2 separate regions of the Homo sapiens genome follow, and region 2 is linked to region 1. A link is a contact called in ENCODE Hi-C or POLR2A ChIA-PET data. All regions are on one chromosome and are shown on one strand. The core of a region is the stretch at or near the end of the contact, and the rest is flanking DNA. Distances in the headings are between cores, read along the strand shown. Region 1 overlaps MAST4 (microtubule associated serine/threonine kinase family member 4). Region 2 overlaps MAST4 (microtubule associated serine/threonine kinase family member 4).

Evidence for each region. Hi-C counts contacts between places; a loop is a spot of excess contacts on that map. ChIA-PET counts read pairs that join two places held with the same protein, here RNA polymerase II (POLR2A). Pooled maps may share reads with other maps.
Region 2: a map of gastrocnemius medialis shows a loop between it and region 1 (2.5-fold over the local background). The contact joins two enhancer-like sites. A Hi-C loop is called at or near these places in 13 of 168 maps with a recorded cell type or tissue (DLD1, HCT116, HepG2 and 10 more) and 2 of 50 pooled maps. POLR2A ChIA-PET finds 5 or more read pairs at or near these places in 5 of 52 experiments (Caco-2, MCF 10A, PC-9 and 2 more).

What each region holds. Positions count from the first base shown.
Region 1 is chr5:67,047,768-67,053,714 of GRCh38, forward strand. All of the region lies in intron 4 of MAST4 (microtubule associated serine/threonine kinase family member 4), which reads left to right. Among named protein-coding and RNA genes, the nearest start is that of MAST4-AS1, 47 kb to the left of the region's middle. Within about 2 kb of position 2,569, at least 2 of the 41 ENCODE cell types and tissues checked have a DNase peak (open chromatin) inside an H3K27ac peak, as active enhancers do; they include gastrocnemius medialis, where a contact is called at or near this core.
Region 2 is chr5:67,086,082-67,092,028 of GRCh38, forward strand. MAST4 (microtubule associated serine/threonine kinase family member 4) reads left to right here. Exons shown (of 29, transcript NM_001164664.2): 6 at 4,081-4,150. Among named protein-coding and RNA genes, the nearest start is that of MAST4-AS1, 85 kb to the left of the region's middle. Within about 2 kb of position 3,455, at least 4 of the 41 ENCODE cell types and tissues checked have a DNase peak (open chromatin) inside an H3K27ac peak, as active enhancers do; they include gastrocnemius medialis, where a contact is called at or near this core.

The DNA of each region.
Region 1 (5,947 bases), core at 1,319-3,818:
CCCAGCGAGTTTCTTAACTTCACATTAGTAGCAAAGGGTGTGTGACAAAGGCAGAGAACAGCTTTGTTGTTTGTCTCTGCTGCCTTCTAAGGAGGAATAGTGCTTATCCAGCCAGCTACTAGGTGTGACCTTGTGCTATTCAGAAAAAGTGGTGGAGATGTAGACTTGAAGATGCCTAGAAAGAAAGGGTCGACTGATTTACATGAGAAAGACAATTATTTCTGGGAGAAGACAACAGAATGTAGGCAAAAATAGAGATATCCAGGTGAAGCAGCAATAAGCAGGATTTGGGCAAGAGGTGTCCAAAGATTTTAAGAAATATTTGCTTTATGTTGCATGATATAATTTTTCTTTCAAATATAGCCTCTTATCAAAGACATTTTTCAAAGCTTTTTCAATCAAATGCACAGAGTTCTAGATCTTTAATGTTGCAAAGAGGAAAAAGAAATGTCCATGATATATAATTTTAGTGCATTTAGGAATCCTAAAATTTGCTTCAAAGGAATAATCTAAAAAGGGAATGAATTAGACCCATATTTACGTTGCCATGGTTAAACCTCAAAAACATAATGTTGAGTGAAAAAAAGTAAGTTACAGAATATCTAATTCTGTAGACATTCATCCAAAAGTATAATTCATCCAAAAGTCAAAAACATGACTGTCATACAAATATGAAGTGAACATGTATCAAATATTTTGTTTAACATATCAGTGAGGGCAGCAGTAACATATTAAAACAGGTTCAAAGAGATTTTTTTAAAATCAGACATATATGAATAGATATACATAAATAGTCAGGAATTATGAAACAAATTTGCTCATAGATGCAAAATTAGTATCTTATAGGACAGTGATAGTAAATATTTGAGGTCATCTTTCCTTGGGGTGGACATTAATTGTATCTTCACCAGATAAAATTCATTTACATTATTATGGATGGGAATCATTTGCATTACTCCCAGTTTTCTACTTAACTTCAGCTTCTACAGAGTTTTTAAATCACCTAGTCAATAGAAAAACAATGTGTATACCTTTACAGAATCAAATAATTCCCAGGGATCGTCTGCTATACAAAGCCCAACAAGCCACTAAAAGGTAACTGTTAATTTCTTTTGTACAATTTCAAGTCTCTGTTTTTCCTGTTATGTGATACTACTAGTGAAAAGTGGAAGCACACACATATAGTGTGGTTATACATATAGCATATATATATATATATGTATATATATATATACACACACATATATATATATACGTATATATATATATATATACGTGTATATATATATATACGTATATATATATATATATACACTACCATACCAAGAATGAATGGGCAAGCTGCAAGCCCCAGTTCTTTCAGTAGTTGCCTTTTGGGGACTGGAATATGTTATTGGCTTGGACTTCAGAGAGTACATTTTGTTCTCTTTCTAGTTTCTATATCTTTTTTAAAGATTGGAAACAAATAGCACAAATGATACAGTTGCTTGTTCCAGTGTGGTAGGATTTGTTGGATTATTTTTCTATTAAAATTTTTGAGACCAAAAAAAGTAAGTTTATGAATATTTATCTCATCTGTTTCAATCCCTTCATTGTGAAGAAATGGAGACAGAAAGCTGCTTAGTTCATAACATTTATGCAGCATTACCACATTAGCTAGACAATTTCTGCCTCCTGGTCATGCCCTATTTCTTCCACTTCAGCCTTCTTCTTTAAGAAATATTCAAATGTTCATCTTCTCTAAAGGTGTGAGGAAATAGTTAGCAGATGTTCATGGACAGTAAAGCTTTGGTCTATGATGGGTCTCCTGTGCAAATTTATCAAATTTTCATTAGGACGATGTAATAATTCTAGCTTTCCAGAATTACCGGGGCCCCTCTTACTCAATTCACTATATTATTACTGCCCCTCAATGGTGGTTAGTCTTATTTTTTACTGAATGTTGACCTTTCAAGTCAGCTGTCAATGTAAAAATCACTGCCTGTCGGGGTTTCCTCTCTTCATTTTTCTTGCCATGGTCAGAAATGATCAGAATTTATGTCTCAAAGTGAATGTAATTTAAAATTAAGTTGGATTTCAGCTACTCAGAGTAATTGGAAAAGGCCACAGCCTGGTGGGCTTCACAGCTTTCAGAGACCTGGTAGGGGATGGCTAACAGGTTCTTCTGCCAGGAGACAAGTGGCAGACCCAGGTGTGAAACTTTTACAGGTCCCACCAAGCCTTTCTTATGGAGCACAGAGCATAAGGACAACTTCTGCAGAAATGGAATGGGGTACTTGGAACCAAAAATACATACACCTCCTTTCCCACCTGCCTCCAGCTTAGTAGCCCATAGTCCTCTTTGTCCCTCACACTGAGCCAGGCCTGACTTAGATGATGAAATGCATGGCCTGTCTCTTCACCTTCTTAGCAAATGGGAGGTGCTGTTGGCAGTAATTAAGAAATTGAGAAGCTCCTTGTGAAACTGTTTTCGCGATGGTAATAGTGAACTCAGGGAGCAGGTGTGGTGCCTCTTTCAGTCCTCATTTCACCTGCCTGAGCAAAAACCATGCAGACAAAACACTTCCTGGTGGTGACCTCATGTCACTCCAAAGCATCTCCACCCAAGCACCTGTTCAGCTGTGACATTCTTACACGCAGTGTTCTGTCCATGCCTGCTCACCTCCTGCCCCTCAGGGGCAGCCAGTCCTCCCTCAAGGTCCTATCATCAGAACATCTTTTCCCCTTCCCATTCTTCTCGGATTCTGTAGTCAGCAAGGTGCATTTCTTGTGCTCTGTGTCTAAGTTATCTTTCTGTGTCTCATAGTTGCCCCTAGGAGGAGCTTCCCAAGGAGGTACCAGATAAATGAAGTAAAAATAAATGCTTGTGATCATCAGCTCCTGTCCTAATCCATTGTTTATGCCATTGTCTCAAGTTGTTATATGACTGTCTTCTCAGCCTAAATTCTGAATTTGCAAGTAGTGACTCTGTGCCATTGTGTTAATAGAACAATAGTTGTCACTTTCCAAATTCAGAGAACAAACTGTGCAACTCACCCACAGGAAAGTAAGTTTTTCCATGTGCTGCTTCAACTGGAGAACTGATAGAGGGTACTTTGTGGGAAGTGGTTAGTCTCATGTTGGGCTTTCACGTCGGAGCATGGGCATGGTGAATGGCTTCTAGCTGTTGAAGAATGAAGTCAAAAGAATGTATTTGGGGATGGAATAGCTGCAATTTGAGTTCATAACTTTTCTTTAGTTTCATTTTTGCGGTCATGTCCCTGTATCCCTGAGGATGAAAACTGGAGATAACTCTTTACAAGCTCAAATGCTTAGATAAGGGTGAGTTATAAAAAAGATATTTCTGCTACAGGAGAAGTAGTATTCATGTTTAATCTGGTCGGACATCACCTGTTTTTCCCTTGGGTGACTTTGCTTGAAAAAAAAAAAACAAGGCAGAATTGACTTAGTTGTGCTGGTGAAAAGGAAGGAGCCTTTAATTTGCCTGAGTGGAGATGTTTCCACTGTTTTATCATTTAATGGGTTAAATGAGTAGGTGTGGCCATGAACACCTGGAGAGACTGCCTGACGTGCAGGTGCCATAAACTTCTGCTTTCATGGGCAGGAAAGTGTGTGATACCTGGAGGACAGAGGTCAGCTCAGCATTTTGCACCAATGTTATTATTAATGTGGGCATTGCCAGGTGCTGTGGCAACCTGGGTGACAGATGCAGTTCTAACCCACTTGAAGTTTTCTTACTGTTGGAGTTAAGTGCAGATTTTAATTCATTTATTGGGAATCAGGTACTTAGAGTAATAAGATTAGGTGACTGTCAGATATCCCAGAAGCAGGTAATACTGAGATTGGATGACTCTTCCTTCCTGTACCCTGGAAAGGTTTTCTACAGAATATCTCAGTAGGGTCCTAGGATTTTAAAAGTATTTAGATATATATATCAAGATATAGGTATTTGGGAATGAAATGCTGTGTAAAGTGTCCCTCTACCCTTGAAAATTTTAGCAACAAATTCATTCATAAGGCGAAGACCCCATTTCATAAGTATACAGATTTATTTCATGTACATATGGAAATATATCAGCCTATATTATATAAACACTGGCTTTGCTACTTTGGGATCATTTGATGTTTAAAAGTTTTCTATTTCATTGTTGAGAGAGATCCCAGAAAGTTCCAAGTCTGTTGTAATTTTAATATCATCTCTAGCTTCATGTTGAAAGGAAAAAAGATTAGAGGAGACACTTTCAGTGATGAATTATGCTTTGATTATTCATGGCATTTGTCAATAAGATATACCTTCGATAATTTGTTTTGTGTAACATACTACCCATACCTTAAATATGGTAAACTGTTCAAATTCTGAGGTAATTTGTTTTTAACTTCTCTTCTTTTAACTTTCTCATGTATTCATAGATGAAATAGCCTGTTTTCTTTCACTCTACATTGCATTCATAATGAATCATCTATTTATAAAGATTAGAAATCTGTATAGAGGAGTAGATGCACCCAGGATGACTGTAATGTAAATCTGTTTGTATATTGACCAAACAAGTATATTTTATTTGGGGGTTTTATTTAGACATTTCTTTTTGATATTTTTTTTGAATCACATTTTTGAAATCACTTTTCTACCCCTTTTTGATAGATTTTAAATAACTAATGGAATTGTGAGGGTTTGTTGTTCATGTTTTCATTTTTTAAAAAATCTAAATTGTTCATTGTTTTGCCTATTGTGGTAGTGTATGTACCTTAGTATGTATGGTAGTGTACGTTTCTTAGAAATTTTTTAAGTTTTTCTTAAATAACATTTTCTAAATTTAGTTTTAAGTATATCAGCATATTTCACTGATATATCTAGTTAAGATATTCATTAGATTATTTGCATTGACAGACATTTCTTATGAATTTTATTTATGCATATAAACAATAAATATGTTGAAAAGATCTTTATGCATGATGTAGATCAAATGCTAAACACGAAAAAATGTAGCCATTTTTATAATAACCTGAACTTCAGTTAATTTGCTGAAAGAAGTTTGCTGACATTTCCAGGACATAAATCTGTCATTTATAATTTCTTCTATTAACATCAGCAAGTTAATATATTTAATATTTCTGTATTGGAATGAAAGAAGACATTAATTTGAATTAACACTGAATACATTATACAGTATCTTTTAAAACCAATCAGACTGTCTGATTTAATGATTGTGAATTTAATAGGTTGAATACATACATTTCTTGATAGATGAGTTGATAATATCCAACCCACCTTCATAATTAAATATCAAAAGTCTATTCTTATTAACAACTGCTTTAAGGCTGAGTAAACATGAGCTTAATTAAACTCACAGATAATACTAGGGGATGCTGATTGCTGCACTAAGGAAAATAAAGTGATGCAGCCTGACCTTAAGAAATTATAAATATGGGACTGTTGACAAATGATAATAAGCAGCAAACATCTAAGAGAAGATAACTCCCAAGTCTGTATTGCTGAAAGAAATTGGGTTTGGTTTTGAAATGTATTATTTGAATATTTAGAAATGTTATCTCACTGTACCTAAATTAGAAGTCCAGTGAAAATTCCTGTTTCAGGAATCTGGTATAACAGAGTTCTGTCCTGCACTAAGAAGGCATTGCAATAAACTCCTAATGGTGGTTGAGGGCAGCACAGTGTAGGAGGATAGAAGCACAGAGCCCTGAGCCTTGTTATAGGTGAATTAAATGAGGTAACTTGCTGGGTTTTACCACCCTCCTCTGACTACTGTATTGCTAATAGAGAATGAAGTGCCAGTCTATTTTGAAGAAAAGCAAATGAAAATAAGATAATATCCACTTCACCCATCCGCCAGTTTTGTATTTGTCTTATTCTTTAAGGCTTTTGAAAGTTACTTTGAAATCAAATTAGCCATTTTATAACTTCCTTCTAGCAGAAACAGGAACAAAT
Region 2 (5,947 bases), core at 2,205-4,704, 39 kb after region 1:
GCAAATGTCACAACTCATTTAAGGGGATCATCAAGTAATGACAACAAAGATTCAAATGGGGGCTTACTCTTTGATCCACCAGGAGTTTAAATAGCAATTATCATTAATTCTTGGATTCCTCCAGTCCTGATAGAAATTCAAGCTATCAGAAACTATCATTTCACAAACAGACAGCTATTAAAAGCACATTAATAATCTATAGAGGGCATAGCATATGCCTTTTAAAAAGATTTGCAGCTTGCTTCTATGTGGCAAAGACACAGGACTTCTCCAATCTAATTACAAAGCAATCAAACAATTTAATTAATCTGGAAATCACTTTCTTAACAATAGCTGCTGCTAAAATGAGGCACCCTGTGTAGTGCCGTTAGGTAAAGTATGTTTTTCCTACACTGTTTATGTATTAGCCATGCTAGTTCCCCAGGGGGATCATGGAGTTAATTACCTACCTAATGCCTGACCACTACTAAGGTTTACTTTACCAGGTCAGAAACATCAGCAGCGATACCAGCAGTCTATAAAGTGTCCTAGCACTCAAACATCCAAGAGCCAGCAAATCCCTGGGAGCAGCAGGATTTTAGTTATAAGCAAGTGCTGCACATATGGGCAGAGAATTAACTGGCACCAGTTTTCATTTGGGAGTCTCTCAGGTATTGCTTTGCAGATGGGTGGATGAATTCAGAGAGCAGTGCTATGAGGAGTGAAGGTCATGTATAAGACTCGGGTTTCACTCCTTCTTACTCTCATCCTGGGGAAGCACTGTGCATGTGCACAGCAGTCAAGTCCTCATCGCTGAGTTTAGAACATATAACATGTGCTTTATAATTTGGCCTGTTCTAAATTAGCAGTATTTTGATCACTGTATAACAAAATAGTATTGCTAAGTCTTCAGAGACTGAGTAGGAGTCAATTTTTATTTCAAATAAGAACAAAGACTTCAGAGATTGACTTCTACCTGCCTAATCTGCTAGTCTTATAATTCCTCCCTAAGGAAAATGGAGGAATTTCTGTAATAAGTAACACAGAAGTCTATAGAATGCTCATTGACCCTTTTCTTCTGTTACCACCACGACTCCATTTCTCTCCCAAAATTTCCTATTAGAGGGTCAGTCATTTTCCCAATCTACCCACATTGGAAACATCAGTCACTTTTTTAGCCTGTATCCTTTTTCACTCGTTTCTAATCTGCTAACGACTATGCTTGGTTTGCCCACCAGAATATCCTTTCTCTTGACCTTCCATGTCCTGGTCTAGGTCCCTCCTCCTCTGCTACTCCCCTGGCCACCCATACCAATTACACTCAGGCCAGCTTAGAACCTCCAGCATCTCTCTCTTGCCTCCAAGTATTTCTTAAAGCCTCTAACTAATCAGTACCAATAAACACAGCTCATTGGCTTTCCCAGTCTGAATTCCCTTCAGTCAGAGAAACTGTCTCGATTGCCTTGCCCTACTGTGTTTGGGTTGTTTCTGACTCCTTCCTGAAGTCACCTTCTGTTTCTCCTCTTACCTAAAACCTGCTAAACTGCCCTGAAATTGAGCTAGAGTCCCTTGTCCTTAAGGAATTATCAGTTGCTCTAGCCCACATCACTCTCACTCATTTTCTCTAATATCCTCTGACAGTTAAGAGCCTTAATGATAATTCATATGTGTATGTATATGTGTGTATACGTATATATATATTTGCATTTTAATTTAGCTTTTTGGTCTGACATGAAGCAGAAACATCTGCGATTAGTAAGATAGAACTAACACCTCTATAGTCTTGAAGTTGAAGATGTGGGAATTTAAGTTAGGTTTTACAGCAGTGTAGTAGATGAGAAGAAAATGAGGAAAATGTTCAAGCAATGGACCTAGAAAGGCAGCCTAAGATGCGAAGGCAAAATCTGAATATGGGAAATGGTTAGTGGCAGCCTTGTTTTATTTTTATTATTTTTTTATTTTTTAGAGCAGAGTTAAATTCACCTCTTTATCTATATCTCTGCCCATTCATCCTGAAGATGAAGGGTCAGCATGGGGACCATTCACTAATATCCCTAAAAGTGAAAAGGGTTTTAAGTCAATTCTTTGTTTCTTCTTTCTTCAGATTAAAAAATATATATTAATAAGCTCTCTGTATTGTTCTAGTTGATCACGTTGTAATCTCCAGGTATAGTGTTTTCTTTACAAAGAACACAGGGCTAAGAATTCGGTGCCAGGTTTCATTGGCCTTATGATTTCATTTTGAGTGAATAAGTGTAGCAGGGATTGTTCTTAGAATGTCTTGGCTTCAGATAATCAGTTATTGTGTTACGCCTAATTATTTACTGGTAGTTTGCTCTTTATGGTGTGTGAGCAAATTGAACACTTTTCCCAAATGAAAAACAAAATTTATATGAATATTTCTGGCATTAGATTATTTCCTTTAGGAAACAAAATTTTTAGCCATCTTGAAATTTGAGATTTTTAAAGGAATATGAGGAGAAGTATACAAGCTAAATTAGGGGTGTTGGGAGAGGGGATGAAGGCTATTGAGAGAAGTTGAAAGAACTTAATTTAGCTGTGTGTAGATAAATGGACAAAATGAATCCTGGATTACTGGATGGCAAAAGCAGAATTCATTTCTCCAGGGGCCCAAGGAATAACAGATGCAAAGCCATGATAAATTTCATTGCAGCAGGGGGAAAAATGCTTCATGATTCTCTATCCATAAAGAAATGGGCTTCTCAGCGCTTCCCAGTTAAATGGCTGTGATTGTGCTGTCTGTCTTAAAGTTAATGTCATTTGTTGAAGACATCACTATAAAATTTGCAACCTTCAGTTAATTGAGAAATTTCGGTAGAGATATAGCCAGTCCAAAAGTCCTCAAGGTAACACTAAACTTATCCTCCTTAATGTGTTAGTCTATTCTTTCTGCACACTGGTAATAAATTGTTTCTACCTTTACAGCCATGTACTGACTTTGACATAAAATCTTGTCTTCCTTACACCCAATTACAATAGTCACTTTCATTAAGAAACCAGTAATGTGGCAATTGGCTTGCCCTTAGGGATTAAACATAGCTTCCTGATTTATTTTTCCTTTTTCCTTTTTCTAGAAGGTACAGGATTGCTTTGCAGCCTTTCCTTGCCCACTTATTTAAACCAGCTACAGTTCCATGTGGTCCTCAGACAATTCCGCCAATCTAATTAAACATGCAGAGGGAAGCAGGGTGGTCTGGAGTGTCCTGAACTTGCCCTCGCCAGCTGCTGGCCAAGCTTTCTCAATGATCAGCAGCAGGTTGAGTGGGCTAATGGAGAAAGTAACAAGCCCCAGAGGAGCTGCCCTCCTTCCAACGAGCAATCACTGCCCCACACCACCCCTGAAGGCCTGGGGAAGATGAGCTCTGCCAGCCTTTGTGTGGCTGTGGCTTTTTGAGGCTGCCTGGCCAGTCACAGTCCAGCTGCTTAGGAGCAGAGGGATTGTTGAGGAAAATATTGACAACGGGTAATCCTGCTGAGCCACTTGGCAATGCTGAGATAGATCTGGGTCATTGAGAAATAGGTCCAAACTGCTGTGGTCTTCCCAGTGTTTTACAACTAGTTCTGACACATCCACCTTTAAAATATGTGCTTCAGAATATGAGGATTTATCTTCAGGAACTCAGACTCTTATTCATTCTACTGTAAACAAAAAGTACTAAGGCTGCCTGCTAAAATGGAAAACACCTCCAACTGAAGCATATGCTTACCCATGCATCCTGCTCATTGAAATGTTCGCATCTGGAGGGTCACAACCAAGACTTGTATATATTCATTACTCTATCAGATTGAAATATTTGTATTGTTATCTCCATGCAGGACTCCTGGTTGGTGATATAGCTGAAAGTGTTTATTCATGTGTCTTGCACACTTAGAAAGCTGTGCTGGAACTCATGCTCCCCCATCCCCATCTCCTCCCCACCGCCCACCCCACCATCCCTGGTCCAGGTAAAACTAAAGCATTATTGGAGGAAAGGACATTCTACAGAAATGTAAATAAACTTATTTCTAAGGAGAGAATTATTGATGTGGAAATGATACACAAAATCATGTAGTAAATTTCTCTCTTTTCTCTTTCTCTAGGAAATAGCCCTCAAGATAGTCCAAGAAATTTCTCCCCCAGTGCCTCAGCCCATTTTTCATTTGCACGGAGGTAAGGACTTTTTGTGAGTGGAGGCATAAGGTCTTATAGAGAGAATCCCATTTTCCTCTCCCTCTCCCCACTTCTCCCCCTCCCCACTTCTTCCCGTCCCCACTTCTCCCCCTCCCCACTTCCCCTTCCCCCCACTTCCCCTTCTGCCCCTCCCCACTTCCCCTTCTCCCCCTCCCCACTTTTCCCCCATCTCACTTCCCCCCTCCCCCTCCCCGCTTCTCCCCCTCCCCGCTTCTCCCCCTCCCCTGCTCCATGCCTTGTGAGGTCCTGCTCATTATTCTGTAAGGCCTTCTCCAAAGCCCCACTGGCCAAAGAGCTTAGGCTGCCACAAAGCTTTGTTTTAACACACCTGCTTTAACAGTTTCAAGGCAGCAATTTAGTGATCCCATTGAGAAAAAGCCATGCATGGGCTATAGGATGTTTTCTGCTTTCTCTTCCTATCATGTTTGCAATTGGGCACCAGCCGTCAAAGATAGATGTCTCATAACGGGACCACTGAGTCAAGAGGAAGTGTTTTCATTGTTCAGAGGATAGCAGGCACACAATGTCATGTCACACCATGTTCATTGTGGATTTTCTGCTATGACGTAGCCAAGTCAGAGGAGTGTGCACAGTCATCTCTTCTGTGTTCTGCATGTGAAATTTGTCTGCTTCGCCCTGTCAGATGCAATCCTTCACCTTCCTGGGCTCCTTCATCCCTCTCACATGCATAGCTTGTCCTCCTCTGCCCAGGAAAAACACCGAGAAAACAAAATGGCACCTTCAGCCAAGTTTCTGAATATTCAGGATAAACTCGGTTTATGGTCTGAATGTCCTAGATATTTGTTCAGTTTTCCTCAGAGACCTAACTATATCCTAAAGTGGATTAAAGTAGGACTTAATAAAGACATATAGGTAGGTTAAAAAAAAATACTTGTTCTTACACATGTGACTAACTAGCAAAACTTGCAGTGCCCTCACGACCGTTTGTCAGCATGTCATGCATTTTACGTTACTAAGTCTAGAAAAAAAAGTTGCGGCATTTTCAGAGTTCTGTGTAATTAAGATTTCATTATAAATCTGATGTAAAAAAGTTTGTTCTTTCATAGTTTAGTTGTTTCCCATCATGTGTTAAATGCCTTTATGTATCTCACCATGGGGACAATACAAGAGTGATAAAAACATCATCTCCAGGGAACTTATTGAGACCCATACACTGTTTTTACCCCCAGCTCCAGCTTTTCTTTTTTCAGCTTATTTAGTACTGTAAGAAAATGTACTGGTCCCAGAAAGCCTGTTTACCCAGTGAATATTAATTCATAATAGTGCTACTATTCCAAGTGGAAAGAATATCCTATAAAAATTGATAAACAAGTGTTTACTATAGTCTTTAAAACATATCTCTATAAAGGGGAGAATGCATTTAATTATTATAAGTAATAAGCAAAATGGAAATCTCATGGAGTGCATTTAAACATGACAGAAATCACGGTATCTTAATCCTGGCAGATTTATAAAAATGGAGAGAATCTAATAATTAAATAGGTGACTCAAGGACACGTGAATCTGGTTTCCATGCTATTAAAAAAATACATAACCCCCCCAGGCATGTTAATTTTTGACAAATAAACCATAAACCGTGACAGGAGATTATCACAGGAGACCTCTAGTTCATTTTGCATGAATTTCCGAATGGAACTCCCTCCACACTCTTCAAAAAGTATTAATTTAGTTTAGGACATGAGTGATCATCATTTTAAATTGTTATTCAAGTAAACAGAACCCTGTGTTATGAAAACTCAAATTGGTGTATTTTTA